Regions from separate parts of the Homo sapiens genome. Here region 1 is linked to region 2. Evidence: read pairs that join two places in POLR2A ChIA-PET (ENCODE). Cell type or tissue: Panc1. All regions are shown on one strand. Each heading gives the region's core, and the rest is flanking DNA. Links, peaks and the distances in the headings are about the cores only. Region 1 has its middle 38 kb from the start of ACSL3-AS1. Region 2 holds the start of LOC105373905 (a long non-coding RNA gene).

Evidence for each region. ChIA-PET counts read pairs that join two places held together with the same protein. Peaks named below come from ENCODE experiments on the same cell type or tissue, not always from the same donor. Only the 100,000 strongest peaks of a DNase experiment are listed, where the experiment ranks them.
Region 1: POLR2A ChIA-PET joins it to region 2 with 14 read pairs; 3 of 35 experiments call an interaction of 5 or more read pairs at or near these places.

Annotation. Positions count from the first base shown.
Region 1 is chr2:222,951,716-222,963,193 of GRCh38, reverse strand. No RefSeq gene overlaps it. Among named protein-coding and RNA genes, the nearest start is that of ACSL3-AS1, 38 kb to the right of the region's middle. RefSeq lists an enhancer at 2,712-2,811. In Panc1, for the core only: a CTCF peak has its summit at 3,628; a DNase peak (open chromatin) is centred at 3,683.
Region 2 is chr2:223,106,005-223,117,482 of GRCh38, reverse strand. All of the region lies in intron 1 of LOC124907986 (a long non-coding RNA gene), which reads right to left. LOC105373905 (a long non-coding RNA gene) reads left to right here and starts at 5,113. Exons shown (of 3, transcript XR_923950.4): 1 at 5,113-5,202; 2 at 7,141-7,228. In Panc1, for the core only: no CTCF peak of the experiment used is centred there; no DNase peak of the experiment used is centred there.

The sequences.
Region 1 (11,478 bases), core at 1,372-9,371, 150 kb after region 2:
TCCCTGTGGCTTTGCAGGGTATAGCCTCCCTCCCAGCTGCTTTCACAAGCTGGTGTTGAGTGTCTGCAGCTTTTCCAGGTGGACGGTGCAAGCTGTCAGTGGATCTATGATTCTGGGGTCTGGAGAATGTGGCCCTCTTCTCACAGCTCCACTAAGCAGTGCCCCAGTAGGGACTCTGTGTGGGGGCTGTGACCCCACATTTCCCTTCCGCACTGTCCTAGCAGAGATTCTCCATGAGGGCCCCACACCTGCAGCAAACTTTTGCCTGGGCATCCAGGCATTTCTATACATCCTCTGAAATCTAGGTGGAGGTTCCCAAACCTCAATTCTTGATTCCTGTGCATCTCAGGCTCAACACCACGTGGAAGCTGCTAACTGAGCTGTACGTAGGCCCCTTACAGCCATGGCTGGAGCAGCTGGGACACAGAGCACCAAGTCCCTAGGCTGCACACAGCACGAGGACCCTGGGCCTGGCCCACGAAACCACTTTTTCCTCTTGGGCCTCTGGGCCTGTGAATGGAGGGGCTGTCTCAAAGGTCTCTGACATGGCCTGGAGATATTTTCCCCATGGTCTTGGGGATTAACATTAGGCTCCTTGCTACTTATGCAAATTTCTGCAGCTGGCTTGAATTCCTCCCTAGAAAATGGAATTTTCTTTTCTATTCCATAGTCAGGCTGCAAGTTTTCCTCTGCTTCCCTAATAAAATTGAATGCCTTTAATAGAACCCAAGTCACCTCTTGCATGCTTTGCTGCTTAGAAATTTCTTCCACCAGATACCCTAAATCATCTTTCACAAGTTCAAAGTTCCACAAATCTCTAGGGCAGGAGCAAAATGCCACCAGTCTTTTTGCTAAAACATAACTAGAGTCACATATACTCCAGTTCCCAACAAGTTCCTCATCTCCATCTGAGACTACCTCAGCCTGGACCTTATTGTCCATATTGCTATCAGCATTTTGGACAAAGCCATTCAACAAGTCTCTAGGAAGTTCCAAATTTTCCCACATTTTCCTATCTTCTTCTGAGCCCTCCAAACTGTTCCAACCTCTGCCTGTTACCCAATTCCAAAGTGGCTTCCATATTTTTGGGTATGTTTTCAGCAACACCCCACTCTACTGGTACCAATTTACTGTATTAGTCTGTTTTCATGCTGCTGATAAAGACATACCTGAGACTGGGAAGAAAAAGAAGTTTACTTGGACCTACAGTTCCACATAGCTGGGGAGGCCTCAAAATCATGGCAGGAGGTGACTTCTTACATGGCGGCGGCAAGAGAAAAATGAAGAAGCAGCAAAAGCAGAAACCCCTGATAAATCCATCAGATCTCATGAGACTTACTCACTATCACAAGAATAGGATGAGAAAGACTGGCCCCCATGATTCAATTACCTCCCCCTGGGTCACTGCCACAACACTTGGGAATTCTGGGAGATACAATTCAAGTTGAGATTTGGGTGGGGACACAAACAAACCATATCACAGTCTGACAGTAAGATTGGACTAATCATGTAATATATGATAGATATATCATAGAAATAGAAATCAGTAAATGATTAAGGTTGATTTAGATTAATATTTGAGATTGTTCCAGCCAAAATATGACACAGACATCAACAAAAAAAATGGCACAGTCTATCCAAGGACCACACCAGCAGCAAGGCAGGTGAGGGTCAGACCATATGGAAACTTGGGCACCAAGAAAAAGGAGACTGAATTCATCATAACAGCCATGAAATGCCATTGAAAAGCTTGTAAAAGAATATAATATAATTAGCATATGGTCAAGTAATTCCATTGCTAAGTATATATCTGAGAGAAATGAAAACACATCTACGCTCAAAAACTCTTATATGTGAGGCCAGGCACAGTGGCTCATGCCTATAATCCCAGCACTTTGGAAGGCTGAGGTGGGCAGATCCTTGATGTCAGGAGTTCGAGACCAGTCTGGCCAACATGGTAAAACCCTGTCTCTACTAAAAATACAAAAATTAGCCAGGCGTGGTGGCACATACCTGTAATCTCAGCTACTCAAGAGGCTGAGGCACAATAATTGCTTGAACCCCAGAGGCAGAGGTTGCAGTGAGCTGATAGTGCCACTGCACTCTAGCCTGGGCAACAGAGCAAGACTCCATCTCAAAAAAAATAACAAAAACTCTTATATGTGAACCTCTCAGAAGCATTATTCAGAATAGCTGAAAAGGAGAAACAGCCCAAATGTCCATCAAGTGACTAATGAATAAACAAAATGTGATATATCCATGCAATAAAATATTATTCAGCCAAAAAAAATGAAGTACTAATACGTGTTACAACATAGATAAACTTTGAAAACATAGTAAGTGAAAGAATCTAGTCACAAAAGACTATGTATTATATGATTGTATTTATGTGAAATGTCCAGAATAGGCAAATCCATAGAGACAGAAAGTAGATTCGTGGCTGCCCAGGAATGGGGTGTGGGGGAACAGGAGGTGACTGCTAATGAATACAGGGTTTCTTTTTGGGATGATGGAAATAATCTTAAAATTAGATTGTGGTGATGTTTGCACAACTCTGTGAATATATTAAAAAGCATGAATTTTATGCCTTAAATAGATGAATTGTGTGGTATGTGAATTATATCTCAGCAAGTTATTTTTTAAGATGTAATTAAATTTATGTTTTGGAAAGATCAGCCTGGCAGTCATGTGGGAAAAAATTAGAGGAGTATAGAAATGAATGCAGAAAGGCCAGTGAAGAGGCTATTTTTACCATCAACGTGGTTATGAATGACAGAAGGCACGAGTGGAGGTGGTGGTAGAGAAAAGTGAATCACTCGAGAGAGACTCAGAAGGCACAAGACACAGGAGTTGGTGCTTGGTTGGCTACGTGCACGAGGGTGAGGGGGAAGTCCAGCATGACTCCCAGGTTCTAGCCAGATGGAGAAGTGCTACACTCACCACATTAGAGCAGAGTGCAAGAGGACCAAGCTTGCTTCTGTGCACAGGGTTATTACGAATTTAGCTTGGAGGTACTTTTGAGACATTCAAGCAAAGATGTTTAGCAAGTAGAGAAAGTGCTACAACAGACATGTGTGGGTAACCTTCATGTAGCAATGAAGCTCTGAGATTGGGTGAGACCACCTGGGAAAAGAGGACTGAGCCTAAAGAACTCACTCTGTTTCAATGGCTGGATAGAAGAGGACAAGCTGAAGAAAGGCCACGAAATGTAGGGGAAAGCCAGGGACGTCATCAGGGAACACCTGGGCTTCAAGAACCATGGATCTGTGGCATTGAATGGTGCTGTGAAGTCAAGGAAGACAGAACTAAACTGTGTGCACTGGATTCAGTGACATCGTGTTTTGGGGGCTGTCTGAAAGAGCTGCTTCCCTGGAATGATGTGCCCAGAAGCCAAATTGTGTTGGGCTGGAGAGTGAATAAGAGGGGAGGAGATGGAGATTAGGGGTCTTGGGTTAGGTTTTTCAGATGCAGACTGGGACATTCAAGTGCAAGTGATTGATTAAAATGCCCCAAGAAAATGCCAGTCAGGGGAGGGAAAGGAGAACAAAGAAGACAAGAGAAGGAGGCCAACCAAGGTGCAATCTCAGGAAACGCCAGCAGAGTGTGGCTTCAGCCGGATCCTGGATCCCACTGGAGAGCTCTGTGGTGTCAGTTGTTCCAGCCTGAGGCGAGGGAGCGTGGCTTTCAAGCATTGCCCCTGAGTCACCCTGAGTAAATTCTAGGAACTTCTGGAATGTACTGAAATTACCTAGAATATATTCCAAGGCCTTCTGGATCTGTGGAGGGTGGAGGTGGGAGCTGAGTGGTTCTCATAGCCCAAAGGCAGTCCTCATGAAGCCATAGTGCTGGGTGTTAGAAGCAAAAGCACGCTGAAGGGGGGCAGGCACACACACAAAGCAGGGATTCAAAGGTCTGGGTGGACAGCCAACACTGTCTGATACATCAGATAAGAAAACATTATTTTGAAAAGTTTGACTTTGAAGAATAGGAGAAAGACAAAATCATAGCTGGAGGGGAAAAGGGACAGTTTTGATTTAATGGGAACAACTCACAAATGTTTAAAATCAACATGAAGAGTCAAGTTGAAAGAGAGAGGTAAGCTATTCAAGAAATGAAAGGATAATTGATCATAGAAGAGTTGAGAAAGAAGAAAGAGAACAGGTGCAAAGCACAGATGAAAATGTTGGCCTTCCGTTGACAACTTGCAAAGGGCACTCAAATACAGAGCTCATTCAAACCTCACAAAATCATGGGAGACTTTTTTAATGTGCCTACTCCATGCAGCCTTTTTTTACATGAACTATTTCATTTAATCCTGATAACTCAGTGAGGTAAAATACTATCACTTTACAGATGAAGAAACCAAAACTCCATTAGAATTTTGATTGGCTGCATGTGACTGGAAACTCCAAGAAATAGTAACATAAACAAGTTAAAAATTTGTTTTTTATCTCATGTAAAAATGTCCAGTGGCAGGCAGTCTTGGCTTGGTATGGGGCTCCTTGATAATTAAGGACACAGGCTCTTTCTGTCTTGCTAATGCAGCCATCCTGATGCATGGCTTCCATTCTCAAAGTCACCTTGCGGCCCAAAAAGCCCTCTAGAGGTCCAGCCATTACATCCCAATTCCAGGTAGTAGCAAAGTGGTGAAGGAGAAGGATCTAAAGTACCATATAATGATTCCACTTATTTCTCTTTTACCAAAATTTAGTCTCATTATCACACCCAGGTAAAGTTACATCTAGATTGCAGTTCTTTAGCTGAATCCACCGCTGACTGAGTGAGTTTGGGGTTCTGTTGCCAAGAAGGAGTGAGAAAATGGGATAGGAAATCAGCCCTCTGAAACACTGAGTAATTTGTTGAAAGCTATCTGTACTATCTCCACTACTCTTCAACATGTACTATAATCTTAGACAGTACAGCTAGATAAGATAAACTAAGCAGAATCATACAAATTTGAAAAAAGTGAAACTATAGCTATTTGCAGATGACATGAAAGAATACCTGGAGAATCTTAGAGAATCAATGATAAAACTAGCTCAAAAGATTCAAATAAGATAGCAGGATAATAAAGCTAATGTACAGAAATCAATAGTCTTCATATACGTAAGCCATAACCAATTAGAAAGTTTTATGATAAAACCTCATTCACAATAGCAACAAAGAAGGTATAGCAATAAACTTAAGAAATGTGCAAAATCTACATAAGAAAAACTTTAAAACAATTCTAAAAGAAAAGTTGACATGAACGAATGAGAGACATACTATATTTTTATTTTCTATTATTATAAATTTGAAAAATCTTTGTGGGTAGATAGCCATTGTAAATATTTATGGGGTACATGAGACGTTTTGATACAGGCATGCAATGTGAGATAAGCACATCATGGAGAATGGGGTATCCATCTGTCCCCTCAAACATTTATCTTTTGAGTTACAAACAATCCAATTACATTCTTTAAGTTATTTTCAAAATACAATTAAGTTATTATTGACTATAGTCGTCCTATTGTGCTATCAAATAGTAGGCCTTATTCATTCTTTCTATGTTTTTTGGTACCTATTAACCACCTTCACCTCCCCCACAATCCCCACTCCCCTTCCCAGCCTCTCATAAACATCTTTCTACTCTCTCTGTCCATGAGTTCAATTGATTTTATTTTTGGATCCTACAAATAAGTGAGAACACACCTTGTTTTTAAATAGGAAGAATCAATATCATAATGATATCAGGTATCCTTATTTTATAAATGTAATATCCATTCCAGCAAGCATTTTTATGTAGCTAGAGATATTAATACTGAAATTTATATAGAAAAGCAAACATGCAAGAATGACCATTAAACACTGGAAAAGAAAACACTGAAAATGGAATTCTATAAGGAAGGACTATCCCTACCAGACATTGGAACATACTATAAAGGTTCCATAATTAAAACAGTGTGGTACTGGTGCATGAGTGGATAAACTAATGAAGTGGAATAGAAAGTCCAGAAATAGACCCAAATACATATGGAAATTTAGCATATAACAAAGCAGCATCTCAAATCACTAGGGCAAAATTTACCTTTTAATAAACAGTACCTGCATATCTAATTAGCCATTTAGATTAAGAGAAAATTAAATCTATACTTTAGACCACATACTGAAATAAATTCAAAATGGATTAGGAATCTAAATCTATTAATAGGTCTCCACCCCCAGGCTACACCCATTCTCAGGCCTTCCGACTCTGAATACATCATTGGCTTTCCTGGTTCTCCAGGCTGTAGGTGGCATAGTGTACGATCTCTCAGCCTCCATAAGTGTGAGCCAGTTCCCATAATCAATCATGTATAGTCTCCTATTGGTTCTGTTTCTCTGGAGAACCCTGGCTGGTACCACGACTTCCAGGAGGTGAGTAGTAATGAGGGTTAAAGGGTGGGGGTGGGAGCAGGGTGAGGAGTTTAGGGGAAGGATAATTTCCCGAGTGTGTACCTTTTGGTATAATTATGTTATAGCATATATGTAGAATCACGTTAACGTTTCACATATCCAAATAAAAAGGATGGGTAGATAGACAGATAGATAGATAATTAAATGAGAAGGAGTAGGAAAATACCCAAAATTGAAAGTAAGCAGAAATAAACTAACCTATTTTCAAGTAAATTATATAAATACACTGAAGGGGGTTGAACACTTACTGGAGTAACTTTTGAATTCAGAATTTTGACCATATACCCTCAAGCTAAAGTCAAAAATGAACTGTAAACAAACATTGAATTCTAGTTCATATCTTCACTTTCCACAGTGATATGGTTAGCAATTCTGCAATGACTTTCTGGCCAGGCACAGTGGCTCACACCTGTAATCCTAGCACTTTGAGAAGCCAAGGTGGGAGGATCACTTGAGGTCAGGAGTTTGAGACCAGCCTGGACAACATGGTGAAAATACAAAAATACAAAAATTAGCCAGACATGGTGGTGCATGCCTGTAATCCCAGCTACTTGGGAGGCTGAGGCAGGAGAATCGCTTGAACCCGGGAGGTGGGGGTTGCAGTGAGCCGAGATGGCGCCACTGCACTCCAGCCTGGTGACAGAGCAAGACTCCATCTCAAAAAAAAAAAAAAAAAAATGTCTTTCTGTGTGTTCTAAGATTGAGGATTTAAGTGACTCTATTCTGAATAAGGGGAGCCAGGTTTATAACTGTTGAAGAGTGTTACAGACACGGAAAGAAGGAAGGCTAGAATGAACCTTGTGTTGCTGGGTTAGTATTGGAGGTACCAGTATGAACTCAAGGTTTTAGGAGGGATAGAAGGATGGACAGACAGAATAAAGCAAAGAAGAAAGGAAAACAGATACAGATAGTAATATAGGGTGTGTATGTGTCTGTGTGTGTGTGTGAATACATATGTGTATTTATTAATGCTGTCCTCTGAGACAGCCTAGAAAGAGTGACCCCCTCCCCCAGTAGGAATGAGTACATCTAGCACCTAGATCTTAATTGAGTCCTGGCCCCCAGGAGGAGGTGGATTTATTTATTTACTTATTTTTCTCTTGCCCTAAAGGACATTAACAGGACAACTAGAAAAATTTGAATAAAATCTATGTCATTGTTAACTAACCGATTTAGGTAATTGTGGCCATATAAGATAATATTGTTTTTAGGATATACACTCTAAAATATTTAGGAGTAAAGGAGTATCATGTCTGCAACTTACTCTCAATGGTTCTGAAAAAAATTTGAGAGAATGATAAAGCAAATACGGTAAAATGTTAACATTTGAAGGATTTGGATGAAGGGCATACTGGAATTCTTATACTATCTTTGCAACTTTCCTGTAAGTCTGAAATTATTTCAAAATATAAAATTATTTTAAAGAAGCCAATAAAAAATGTTAGCTCAGGAATTCTGAAGGTGGCACAGAATTGTGACTGGTTATTAGAGTTCAAACTGTATTAAACACCAGTCCAGGGAGACTGGTGTCCCTTACAAAAAAGGAACTTACAACACAGTAATTACAGTTTCGGGGGGGAAGTTGCCAGACTAACACCCCTTTTGCCATTAAAGTTTGCTACTTTTCTATTCAAAAAACATAGAAGGAAATTCATTCAAGAAAATGTGGGAAATGCTGAAAGCTGTAAACCAGATGATAGGCTAGTTTTCATTATATTTGTGTACACACTTATATGTGCCTTTTCATAAAATTAGGATAGGATCAGATCATGTTTTATACACTTTTATATGCTCCTAGTTTTGGAATATTATAAGCATAGCTCTTGCTATTAAAATTTTTTAAAGGTGGAGAGGGTTGAGTCAGTCATATTCCCCAGTGAATGACATGTTCGTGTGTGTTATATTTGTACTTAGCAACAGTACTTTTTACCTTCATTCCCTTCATCCCATTCTCCTCTTGTTTGTATGCGCTCCTGTAATGCACATAGCTCTGTGCAATGCATGCATCGTACACAGCTCATGCTGTCCTTAATGTTTTACTCAGCATGCTTCTAAGTTCCCTTTAGTCCACGACTTCTAACTGCTACAGATACTCAAATATTTTTAAACAGATGAATTTTCATGATTGCATAAAACATCATAGGACTGTACCATCATTTTCATCTCTTTCCCTGCTGTTGGCAAATAGATTGTTGCTGTTTTCTTCTTTGTTCCTTGCTCCTCCCAAGTCAGGAGTAAGACGAGTTTGTGTGTATGTCTACTGTGTGGCCATGCCAAGTCTCCTTAACATCTCTGAGCCTCAATTTTCCACAAATCTAGGGTTGAACACGGACTTGTAACACTGATATGCGAAGGACCCAAACAGAAGGAGGAGGGATTACTGTGGACAAAGCACTTGGCGACAGCAGTCTATATTCTACAAGGCTCAGTTCCAGGAGCCCAGTTCCTGGAGTAAGGATCTCAGTTCACACTACAATCCATAAGAGGCAGATCTGCTTTGACATCTTTTGCAAATTAAAAAAAAAAAGTGGGCAGAAAGGAGGGATCTAGGGAGATTAACATGTTGACCCTGGACTCATCTCTTGGGGTAAGGTGGGAGGGTGCACTTACACCTCACTAGCAATTTGATAACAGCTGGACCAACCAGCAAGCCACTCCAGAGACACTGGAAAGATGACAGTGCAGCCTCTCGACCCAGGAGAATCCCTGGAAGCAGCACCACTGCGACCACCATTTCCCCAGTGCAGAGGTAGGCATGGGCATGGGCATGGAGGTGGGGAGGTGTCTGGGCAAACATGGGCCCAGAGAAGGCTGCCAGAGATAGCTAAGGACATGCCAGAGGTAGCTAAGGGCATGGCAGTATGCTTTTGCTCCCCTAGAACCTCCCCATCAAAGTGAAGGGGACCCAAAGAAAGGCTGGGTAGAAATCCTGTTGGGACTGCGGTGGGTGTCACGCTCCCATAGATGCCCCACAGCAGGAGGCTCTGGGGGAAGTCACCAGGTGACAGGCTGCATTTGTCTGAGTTCACCTGAAGGAGCCAGCATCAAACATCGTGAGAGGTTGAGAGAAACAACATGCATTAAAGAAAATGTGGTACAAATACACCAGGGAATACTATGCAGCCATAAAAAGGAATGAGATCACGTCCTTTGCAAGGTCATGTATGAAGCTGAAAGCCATCATCCTTAGCTAACTAACACAGGAACAGAAAACCAAACACTACATATTATCATTCATAAGTGGAAGGTGAACAATGAGAACACAGGGACACAGAGAGGGGAACAACACACACCAGAGCCTGTCAGTGTGGCGAGGAGAGGGAGAGCATCAGAAAAAATAGCTAATGCATTGGGAGCTTCATACCTAGGTGACGGATAGATGCAGCAAACCACCATAGCACACGTTTACCTATGTAACAAACCTGCACGTCCTGCACATGTATCCCAGAACTTAAAGTAAATTTTTTTTTAAAGAACCAACATCCAGGCTATTAGCAATGATGTCCCACACCAGCTGGAAATGATACCACAGGGAGAGGGAACAAGGAAAAGCCAGAGGGTCTACAGTGCGAATCCTGCCCCTTCCCTGTGAAGTTATTTAAAAGTCCAGGGCCAGGGGCCAGGAGGGAGCAAATAAAGCCCCCAGAATAACCATAAATGGGCATGAGGCATTGCTGTGAGGTGAGGAACTTGTTCTAAAACTGGGCTGTAGTGATGATTGTCCAACTCTATAATTTACTAAAAATCATTGAATTATACACTTTTAAAATGATTGAATTTTATGGTATGTAAATTATACCTCAATAAAGCTATTTTTTTTTTTTGAGACGGAGTCTCGCTCTGTCGCCCAAGCTGGAGTGCAGTGGCGTGATCTCGGCTCACTGCAAGCTCTGCCTCCCAGGTTCACGCCATTCTCCTGCCTCAGCCTCCCGAGTAGCTGGGACTACAGGCGCCCACCACCACACCCGGCTAATTTTTTGTGTTTTTAGTAGAGACGGGATTTCACCGTGTTAGCCAGGATGGTCTCGATCTCCTGACCTCGTGATCCACTCGCCTCGGCCTCCCAAAGTGCTGGGATTACAGACGTGAGCCACCGCCCCTGGCCAAAGCTATTTTAAAAAAGAAAAAATCCTTAGATGGAAAATTTAATCATAAAATGTGGCCTCAATTTTAATATGCAACCCAAACTAGAAATAGCCAGAATGACTGAAGTCTCAAGAACAGAATAATTATGTTGCCTACTCTAAGCCAAAGTTAACAGAACTCCATTCTAAGGATACAGCAGTCTTTAGGTTTGCACATATCTAGTGTGTCCATTTATACTTGGTGCTACACAAGGCACCTGGCACAGTGCCAGGCAGGTGGCAAGCCAGCAGCCAAATGTTGTTTTATTAACTGCTCAGGGCAGATGGTCAGTGCCATGCTTGGAACTGGAGACCAGGTGGGCAGAATATAGTAAAGCATCATGGGTCAGCAAGGTGCTGGGGTGGGGTTGAGGGGTTTGGAGTCAACAAGCCAAGACCAACAGGATGGCTCAAGAAGGTCTGGCAGCATTAGTCAAAAGGCTGGAGTCGGGGGACCAGACCACATCAAACTAGTGTGCAGTGAGCTTCAGACAGACAAGGTTCCAACCTAGCTGTCACTTACTCTTTTAACTGCTGTAAGCCCCAGCTGCCTAATCTGTAAAACAGCATGAATAAGGACACCCATTTTTGTGTCACTGTCATGCGGATTTATGGAGGTAACATGTATCAAATATTTGGCAAATTCTGAGTTAACTGTTGTGTCCTGTTGTTCTGGTTTTTTTTGTTTGTTTTTTTGGAAACAGGGGTCTCTCTCTGTTGCCTAGGCTGGAGTGCAGTGGCACGATCACAGCTCACTGCAGCCTCAACCTCCTGGGCTCAAGCAATCCTCCCACCTCCCTAGTGGACCACAGGTGTGCACCATCACATCTGGCTTTTTTTTTTTTTTTTTTTTTTTGTAGAGCTGAGGTCTCCCTATGCTGCCCAGGCTGGTCTTGAACTCCTAGGCTGAAGAGATCCT
Region 2 (11,478 bases), core at 2,205-10,204:
TGTACAGGCCTGTGAAAGTAAAGTTTGAAGAGTCTTCCTGATTTTTACAGGAAGCTCTAAGAAAGAAGTAGATGAATATTATCCATGTTTAAATAGGATTCATTTGTCTGGTGTTTACCTACTATTGTAGTGTTCCACTAAAATTTAATAGAAAAAGTTTCAATGGAATACCTTGCCTTTTAATTAAAAGCCACAATTTTATTTGAATGTCAGAAATGCACTAAAGAAAATTGGCTGGAATATTTTAGGGAAGTGATTTGGAGACCTAAAAAGGTGAACAAGGTACAAAGGGGAAGATGTATGATAAACTCAAAACATACTCAAAATTTAAGTGTGCCTTACAATTGTAGATTTAAATGATTCTTAATATCATATGAACCTCATTGTGTATATAATAGGAAGTTAGAATTCAAGCCCCATGACGGCAGGGTCTATGTCTGACTTGCTACTCTCCCTAGTACTCATCAAAGCACCTGGTGCATAGCAGCCTCAATATTTGTTAAATTAATGAATATTTCTGAGTAATTAAATAAGTGGGGTTAACAGAAGTGAGTCCAAATGGATGAAAATACTACCTATTTCCCTCATACACCTCATTATACCTCATTATAGCACTGGGAATAGAAAATTGACTCAATCCAAAATAAGTCTACCAACAATTATTCAACTAACCACTGAGATCATGCAGAAGTTGTGCATAAAATAAAGATAAAAGATTTTGCCCTTGTCCTCAAGACAATTATTCTCAAGCTATGGGCTCCATACGCACACGAAATTAACAAGAGGAAAGGCAACAGATTCCTCTGTTTTTCCATTTTAAGCAGTGAGCCAAGAAAAACTATACATAACTGTTTACCTACAGGATCTGTGATATTTTATATAATGCCTATGAGGAAAAATGACTATTTCCACAGCTTTCGGTTTAAGAAATGAAAAGAGGTGGTTGGGCTTAGGATATTAGAGATAAGAAAAGCCCCAAAATTGGAATCTCTGATTTGAAGCATTTTAGCTGTATAATCTGGAATACTACCCAGTGGTAGCAGAAGTTAATGTTTATTAGGCCTAATATGAACTTTCCACTGTTCTACTATAATATTTCCACTATTGCAAGCACTTTCCACTATTCACGCACTCCTTTAACAACCCCGTTAAACAGCTGTCATTACTGTATGATTGGCATTTTACTGATTTAGACAACTGAGGCTCAGAATGCCTAACTTGCCAAAGGTTGTGCAACCACTGAGAGGCTAGCTCAGGATCTGACCACAGGTGGCCAGATAGGAGAGCCCACCCTCAGACCACCATGGATAGTGGTGACTATGGCTTGTGCTGATTCTCAATCAGTGATATCACTGTCATTTGGTGATTCTCAATCACTGAATCTTAGTCAGTGCTAATCAGTGCCATCCCTTCTGGAGGTCCACTGAGCCTCATAACAACTTTGGGAGGATCCTTTTGATCCTCAGTTTATTGATGAGAAAACGAAGGCTCAGGGAGGTCAGGTAACAGAAGATGTAAATTACAGAGTGTATAGCCGGTGACTCCAAATCTGGCTTCTTTCACTATAGCATGGTGCCTCTCAAATGACAAGTATGTGTCATCACTCTGTCACAAAATGTGGGGAAGGTCTATGCTTCCAGAAAGTTTTGGTCTTCAAGATGCTCGCATGAACCAAAACAAAGAGAACCACAGTTGCGGCTTACTGAGACTTTTTTTTTAATTTATGCGAATGAAATCTCTCTGGCTACCTCTCTTGCAATGCTTGATGATCTTTGGCATCTGAGCTGCCCTATTCTTGTTCCTACAGGTTTTCTAAACACTGGTAATAAGTGTGAAGAATCTAGCAGTGTCTTGGAGCACAGCAAACATTGGTGACTACATTTTGCATCCCAATGGCTATCTTAAATGTGAAGAATTTTTGGTAATCTCCCTCAGAGGTTTTAGACATTAAGTTTTTCATTATAGAACAAGATCAATGCGGCTACTTTTTACATAATTCATATCATGAGGACCTGATAACATTCCAGTGACTCTTTGTAGTACCTCAAAAGAAATGAAGTTCCTTCTAAAATGCATTAGCCAGTCAAGAATACAATGTTCTGGTAAGGCTGCTGAAGGCTGCCATGTGATATCAAAGATTTCCAAAGAATATCTGAGTCATGAATCCTTCATTTAGTGATTTAAGATTATTATGAAGCATCTGACCCCCAATCCAAAATGTAAAACACTAATAAACTCTTTAAAATATTCAAGTTAAACACAATTTATTATCTTAATATCCTCCTACTAATTATGCAGTTGTCATCATTCTCAAAATTAAATGACTGCTTCCTACAGTGCTGGGAAAAGAGGAAGTGCCTGACCTCAAGAAACTTAAACCACAGCAGGCATGATTCCTTCTACCTCAGTTTCCCTACATGAGAAGACTTCCTTAAAGGTGAAGTTTGGATTGGAAACCATATCGGACAGGTCCGGCTCCAACCAAGTCCCCAGAGAACTTCTTCTTCTTTTTTTTTTTTTTTTTTTTAAGGTGGAGTCTCCCTCTGTCGCCAGATTGGAGTGCAGTGGCGCAATCTCGGCTCACTGCAATCATCTCCGCCTCCCAGGTTCAAGCGATTCTCCTGCCTCAGCCTCCCAAGTAGCTGGGATTACAGGGGCATGCCACCACACCCAGCTAATTTTTGTATTTTTAGTAGAGACGGGGTTTCACCATGTTGGCCAGGATGGTCTTGATCTCCTGACCTCTTGATCCGCCTGCCTCGGCCTCCCAAAGTGCTGGGATTACAGGCGTGAGCCACTGCGCCCGGCCAGTCCCCAAAGAACTTCTACAAGCTCACCCCTCCACTCCCTACTCTCCAGTATGTTGGAATTATGCAGTCTTTCATTTTTAGAAATGTATGTGTAAAAGACCTCAAAGAATCTTCAGCTCCAGTCTCCTACTTTACACTTGTTTGTAATTTTTCTGGTTTTTGAAGATCCTAAGAACTTAATCTATAATTTTCTCTTGCTTATTAGGCTAGAGACTTATTATGGACTCCAATGGTCTAATAAAATGCTCTTTCCTGAAACTTAAACCCATTTCCTGTTGAATTCTATACAGCTGGAGAGTCGTGTTGACTTTTCGTGTCTGAAATAACAATCATGAAGCCTTCACTGCTTTTTCTTTTATGAGTCAACAACTGTCTTAGTTAAATTATTTCTGTACGCAAGAAACAGAAACCAGCTTTAATAAATGTTTAATAAAACTTCACAAGGAATTTATTATAAGGGGATATTACATTCTATATAAGGACAAGGATACACCTGAACCTCAGAAAAGGACTAAAACTATGAAATGAAGCAGCTCTGGAACCAAGGTGACTCTCCTATCAGTAACAAGTAGAGAGTTCAAACAGAGCCTGAAGCCAGACTCCCCAGGTTCAAGTCCCAGGTCCACCACAGGCTCTACCTTCAGAGAAGGGCCATCATCACAACCAGTCCTTCTTCCTCATGATCAAATCATGTATTCCTTTCTGAAACTCCTGAAGTTCCATTACACCTCGCTAAATGTTGCACTCTCTCAAAAGTATAGAACAAACTCTATGGGCAGAAAGAGAGAAGCTCAGTATTCTTCACCTGTAGAAGTCAATACTTTTCCTGGAATGAGAAATAGACCGTTTGTACCTCTATCTAATATCACTACTTCTACTACATAACTGACCCACATGCTACACTCTCATTGAGCTTAGTAGAATTAAGACAATAGAGTCTTTTTAAAAATAGTTTATCTATTCATTTTGATTTTGAGGACAGTTTAGTTTGTGTCTTCAAGTAAGTGGTAGTGATTTGCCCTAACTGAGTTTTACACTCTTTTAGAGGTTCTAATTTCTTCCTTTCCTATCTTTCAGACTACTGTCTGGAATTCGATTACTATCTTTCAGACTCTCAGCACCCTATTATTTCAGGCCATCTGAAAACTCAACAACTACATTCTTGATGCCATTCTTCAGCTGCTAATCCATCTTCAAGTTTGGTCACCCACAGCATGTATGACAGATGTCATACAAAGCAGATGGCAGTTGCCATCAGCACCAACCCCTTTTATCCTTTCTGCCAAAGGCTGACAAACCTTATGGTAATCTTCAATGAGTCACAGCCTTGTATAATCCCTCCCTGTGAATGTGGGCAGAACTTGTGACTTACTTCTAGCCAATAAAATATGGCAATGGTGATGAGATGTTACCCCCATGATTATGTGACATTACTTGAAACACTGTTTCAGCACACTGGAGTAAGATTCTCTTGCTGGCTTTAATGAACTAAGCTGTCATGTTGCAAGGGAATCTATCAGAGGTCCACATAGCAAGGAATGGGAGTGGCCCCTAGGAGCTGACAGTGTCCCCAGCCACTGTCAACCAGCAGGAAAATGGGGACCTGAGTCCTACAACCCCAAGGAACTGAACTCGGTCAACAATCTCAAAAGCTCAGAGGAAAACTCTGGCTCCAGGAAGGAATGCAACCCAGGCAGCAACTTCATTTCAGCCTCATGAGTTCCTGAGCACAGAATCCAAGTAAGCCATGTCTGGACTCCTAACTCATGGTAAATGCAAATTATAAATGAATGGTGTCTTAGGCCACTGAATTTGTGGTAATTTGTTATGCAGCAAGATAAAACTAGTGAAGCATTCATCTCCTCCCCATCCATTCCCTAACCTTCCATGACCCCTCCTTATGCTGAACATGCAATAAATCAACGCCCGCCTTAGCTGATCATTAAAACATAAGGAAGGGAGGTGATATTGACTGAGCACCCATGATCTGCCAGACAAAATACAAAATCTCTTTTAATTCTATGAGGTAGGTATTGCTGACTTCGCTAATGTTTCATTTTCTTATCTGAAAACTGGGTGTCATGGACTGAATTGTATCCCCCTCCTAAAAAATTTATAGGTTGAAGCCCTAACCCCCAATGTGACTGTATTTGTGGAAAGGGCCTATAAGGAGATAATAAAGGTTGAAGGGGTCATAAAGGTTGTGCCCTAATCCAACAGGACTGATAGCCTTACAAGAAGAAGAGACACCAGAGAGCTCTCTCTTTGTGTGCACAGGGAAAAGACCATGGGAGAACACAGAGAGAAGGCATCATCTGAAGCCGAGGAGAGAGGCCTTGCCAGAAACGGACCCTGCTGGCACCTTGGTCTTGGACTTTCAGCCTCCAAAATGGTGAGAAAATAAATTTCAGTTGTGTAAACCACCCAGTCTGCAGCATTTTGTTATGGCAGCCTGAACAGACTAATACACTGGGGATAAGCATTTTGACTACAGTTGCCCATTAAGACAGACATGGAGGCAAATCATGTCACCACCCTTCCCGCTTCCTGATTATCCATCTTTGTGTCAGTAGATATTAACTATGAGGGTCTATAGCATTGACTCTTTTTTCTCTACTTCCTTCTCCTCTTCATGCTCATACAATATCTTGATTATCAAGCATTGTCTTTAAGGTAGGGATAGGAAAGAGTGTTCCAATTTAATTCCAGGTAGCTCCAGCCCAACTCTGATCCTGACAGGTCGACCAAGTAATGCTCTGATAGGAAATGCCTTCCCTGGATTTCTCAGGCAGGCCCTCAATCTTCCCACTCTTTTAGTTGCTGTGTGATATTCTGAAATTGTTCTTTTATAATCCTAATTTTTCTCTGTGCCTCATTTTCCTCATCTGCATATTGAGGAAAATTATGGCCCCTATCTCATAATGTTGTAGTGATAATAAGTTAGTCTAAACAAAGAATTTAGCTCTCTCACTGGTACACAGAATGCACTTTGTAGGTGTTAGCTGCTTTTCTCATTTTCAATGGAACAGAACACTTTATTTCTAAGCAGCTCCAGTGAAATACTTCATTGCCCCAAACAAAGAGCTACAGCAATATCCCTTCCTATTTGGTAATCATCCTAAACTGTCTGTGGGGTTTCACATCTTCTTGTCACAAAACCATCCACCAAAACACTACTATGCATTCACACTGGTAATCTAGCGGGTCACAACTTTGGTATCCTATAAACCCAGCTAGACTCTCCCCAATTCCCTAAGCCCCTCCCTAGCCCCTTCCAGGGAGGCAGTTTCCCTGTAACTCTTGCATTTCTGAGTGTCCTGGGAGCATAGCATTAACTGTGTTTTCACCCTGGACTATCTTTTGAAGGATGTCTGTATAGTAAGCAGCATTGCAAGATAGAGATAGTGACAGCCTCCAGAGTAAAGGGAAGATTTGCCTACTGCCCAGCATAGAAAAGATGATGTCTCTCTCCAGAGAAAAGGGAAGGTTTGCTAGCAGCCCTAAGATTCAGGTTCCCTAAGCCAAGGGTTCCTCAGGTGTGAGGTCAGCCCACTGAATGCACAGCATTCACCTGGGTCCCTCCACATCAACCCCATAAGACATGGAGGGGCAGGTGACCAATATAAACATAATGTTTATGCTGCTTGCTCTGCCATGAGTGAATAATAACATCTTTTGTCTCTGACATAGGAGTCTCATGTCTTCTGCCATCATCCCCAGGGCTGGCAGACAAACTTGTTAACTTGTAAATGGAGTAAAATCTCAGATCCTTCACATTCCTTAACACCCTGTCAAGAACAAACCAGCAAAACAGACACATATATAATCCTTCCAGCTCCACCCTGGCACCCTATATCCCCTGAAGGCTATTAGGAACAACATTGGGATGCAATAGTCCAGGGTGTAAAATGTGATAACTCACTCAGAAAAAACAAAGAAGCCTGGCCAGTATGGCGAAACCCCGTCTTGACTAAAAAAAAAAAAAAACAAAAAAAAAACTAGCTGGGTGTGGTGGCGCATGCCTGTATTCGGCAGGCTGAGGTGGGAGAATCACTGAACTCGGGAGGCAGACATTGCAGTGAGCTGAGATTGCGCCACTGTACTCCAGCCTAGGTGACAGAGTGAGACTCTATCTCAAAAAAAAAAAAAAAAAAAGAAAAAAAAGAAAAAAAAAAAAAAGAACAAGCAAAGAGCTGTTGAGAATTAGGCAGCTTTTTGCTTGTAGGCCCCTTGAAACTACCTCCACTGGTTTTTGAGTGAAGGACATAGGGTTGCAATTTTGTGTAATGTCTTCCACTATTAATACATGGGTACTTCTGTGTTCTTTCAGATTCTTCAGGAGCTTTTCCTTGGTTTTTAAGAAACTTCCCAATTAAGGAGTACCTAAACCAATGTATACCAACAACTAAATTATCCTGGTAAGCAACTCATCATTGCTGATATCAAACACACTCAGCTTTTTAAAGTTTTCTTAACTACTAGCCACTTCTAGCCATTCTAGCATGACTGTATTTTCATTTAATGAATCAAGATGCCTTTAGCTCAGGTAACAAAAACCATGGTTCAAACCGTCTTAAACAAAAGACAAATTTATTCTCTCTCTCTTCTTATCTCTCTCTCTCTCTCACACACACACACACACACACACACAAACACACATACAGTCCCGAATTCAGCTAAGATGGGCTTCAGATGTGCTGTATCAGGACTCTTGCTCTATTTCTCTGCAATTCTTGTGGCTCAGCCCTTGTTCCACTATAAAAAATGGCTACAGAAACTTAAAGCATCATATACAGTTAACTTTATATCCAGAGAAGAAAGAGGATTTTTGTTTCAGGAGAAGAAAACTTTCCCAGCCACATGTAATATACTTCTTAACATCCCACAGTCCAGAATCTAGGCCCTCCCCACCCCATTTTTAAACTAATCACCGGCAAGTGGAACAGGCGGCTTTTGGTTTAGACTCCTCATCATTTTACATGTGATACATTCTAGTTTTAGGAGAAAAAAAAGCATAAAAATTGAAATTGAAGGTTGATTCTAAGAATGCTATGATTTTGTCTGGGGAGTAGTAACATTCTGTACTATTCCTGTTGTTCATACCACAATTATTTCATCCATTCATCCAGCCACCAAACCATCTCTCCATTCATCCAAGAAGTATTTATTGAGTGTCAAGCAGATGCCAGGCATTGTTTTAACTGCTGAGATACACGAGTCAACAAAACAAAGTCCCTGCTCTTATGGAGCATACGTTGTGCTTTGCATCAAGCTATTGGATCCTGTGTCAGTGTTTTTCCAGAGAAGGAGACCCATAGAGGGCTGGGGAGGGTACCTGTTAATTTTAAGGAATTGGCTCACATAGTTGTGAGGTCTGGCAAGTCTGAAATCTGTAGGGCAGTCCAGCAGGCTGGAAACTCAGCAGTAGTTGATGGTGCAGTATTAAGGCAGAATGTCTTCTTATCCAAGAAACCTCACTTTTTGCTTTTAAGGCCTTCAACTGATTAGATGACACTACATTATCAAGGGTGATTTCCTTTACTTAGAGCCGACTGAGTGTAGATGCCATCCACATCTACAAGATACCTTCATAGCAACCCCTAGAGTAGTGTCTGATTAAATAACTGGATACTATAGTCTAGCCAAGTTGACACATCAAACTAAGCATCATCGATGTCTTGCTTATCTTTTCAACTCCACTGCCAGTTTCTGGGGAAAATGATGGTATCCTATACCTGTCTATCTACAACCCCTACAGAGCTTCACGCAGTGCCTTGTGGCTAGTAGATGTCCAAGATCCATGCTATTGCATTACTTAACCTCAGTGTTATGACACATGCTATGTCTGCATGTCTTTGAATGAGAAGGGAAGTTCAAATCAAAGAGGATCACCCAGAGCTGAAGCAAGATCATGAATCATAAAATAAAAGGGACAACCTCCTCATTCACTTGGCCCAATCTGAAGACTCTGCCCTTCTTTCGAGCCACACACCCTATCTTCACTGTGGAGTGCATCCCAGACCATCAACCAATGTCAAGGAATGACATTCCTCTAAAAATGCTACTAAGTACACCATGTGCCTTTTTTAGGAAATGAACTTAAGCCTAGGGCTTAAGAGACTTCATTTTTTCCATCTGACTTGAATCTTTCCTGGGGCCATTTGGTCTGCTTCTTTCCGTAAAGCAGATGTTTCCCAGTGAGATTGCACAGGGAGCCCTGATCCGGAGCCAGCCCTCTGATCTGCATGTGTCTCCACTGACCACCCAAGGGGTGTCAGGCAAACTGTGGCCTCTGTGACTGAAAATCTGGCATTTCCAAGCATTCCATACACCTGATATCTTACCATACCACACCCCCCATCCAATCCTTAAAGGGAAGTATACTTGCAAATGTTCTCTTCGTATGCGGATGCCTGATCCTAAGGTATTTTGTATAAATTGTTTTCTCCATTGTGTAAATGTAACCACATTCTCCAGGCTTGACCTTCTGCATTCAAAATCAAGAAAAGATGAAAGTTAATAAATGAATGGATCACCTACTCTAAGCCAGGCACTGAATGAGGCATGTACACATTGTTAATCGTATAATGAAGTATATGTTGTTATATATATGACACAAATGAGGAAATTGAAGCCAACTGTCATTTGGAACACAGATTGCAGTTCAAAGAAAAAGGCAAAGCTAATTAAGTTTGGCCACAAACCTTGCTCCCCTTTATGACTACACAAACTCACCTGAGATAACTGTTTGCAGTTACCAGTTGAACAGCATATAATGCAGTTTAACTTGAAGTGTTCTAAAATATCCAGACTTTTCCAAAGGAAATAAGGTATTGAGTTTTGTTTTGTTATTTTCTTAAGAGGGAGGTGTGAAGTATGTGCCGAGTGGAAAATGAATATAAACATTTTACATAAAACACTTTTCTGAAAGTATATTAATCTGGATATGGATTTCTTGACATGTTTTTCTTTTTTCTTTTTTTTTTTTCTTTTGAGACAGAGTTTTGCTCTTGTTGCCCAGGCTGGAGTGCAATGGCACGATCTCAGCTCACTGCAACCTCCGCCTCCCAGGTTCAAGCAATTCTCCCGCCTCAGCCTCCTGAGTAGCTGAGATTACAGGTGCCGGCCACCACACCCGGCTAATTTTGTATTTTTAGTAGAGACAGGGTTTCTCCATGTTGAGACTGGTCTTGAACTCCTGACCTCAGGTGATCCACCCGCCTCGGCCTCCCAAAGTGCTGGGATTACAGGCATGAGCCACCATGCCCGGCCTCTTGACATGTTTTTCCAAGCCCATTTTTCTTACAATGAATTGTCAAGCATGACCCCATGGCTCAACACAAAGGTCCTGCAAAATAGGGATTACATTAGTTAACCAGTGAAATACACACCTGTTCCTTACTGTGTTTTCCATTAAGGTTTTTTTCACTTGGTTACTTCATACCACAGAAAAATCCTCTCACTCACAAGTCAGGAAAGGAAATCGATCAGATCCAGAAAAAGTTCTGTTGATGGGAGCTACCCAGAGGTTATCGAGAGTCACAGTGGTTTCCCGGTGAACTCAAGAATCACCCACTTTGGTGCCACAGGCTAACAGCTGACAAGAGCTTCCCTGACCTTTGCTCCCCTTGCCCTCCCAACCAATGAATAAGCCTCTCTTTTCTTTACATTAAAACCTTTCATACTTGAAGGAGGAGAAAAAGTCAATCAACAGGCTCCTCATCAGTGAATCATTGAATAAATGGGTGGATGGATGGATGGATGGATCAATTGATGGATAAAATTCTGAGGTCATGGAGGCTATAAAAAGTCATGGGGTAGTGCAAATAACACCATCAAGAAAGTAAAAAGGCAACTTACAAAATGAAAGAAATTGTTTGCAAATCACGTATCTAATAAAGGACTTGTATTCAAAGTAAACACAGACATCCTAAAACTCAATAATAAAATAATAAACAACCCAATTAAAAATAGGCAAATGATCTGACTAGACCTTTCTCCAAAGAAGACATACAGATGACTAGCAGCACATAAAAAGATACTCAACATCCTTGGCCAGCAAGGAAACCAAAATCAGTACCACTTCACATCCACAAGGATGGCTGTAATCAATTAGACAGAGGGTAAGGTTGGTGAGGATGTAAAAAAAAATTCAAACCATCATATATTGCTAATGGTAATGTAAAACAGTGCAGCCACTTTGGAAAACAGTTTAGCTCTTCCTTAAAAGGTTAAACACAGTTACCACATGACCCAGCAATTTTACTCGTTAATACTTACCCAAGAGAAGTGATCACATACATCCACACAGAAACTTACACATGAATGTTCACAGCAATAATATTTGTAATAGCCAAACATTGAAGCAACCCAAATGTTCATCAATTGGTAAATGGATAAACAACTGTAGCATATACATGTAATGGAATATTATTTGACAATAAAAGGAAATGAAGTATTAATACATGCTACAACACGGATGAACCTCGAAAACATTATGCTAAGTCAAAGCAGCTGGTCATAAAAAGCACACATATTGTAGGATTCCATATATGTGAAATATCCAGAATAAGTCAATCTATAGAGACATAAAGTAAGTTAGTGGTTATCTAGAGCTTGGGGCAGCAGATTTGGAGGGAAAGGGGACTGAATAGGTACAGGTTGTCTA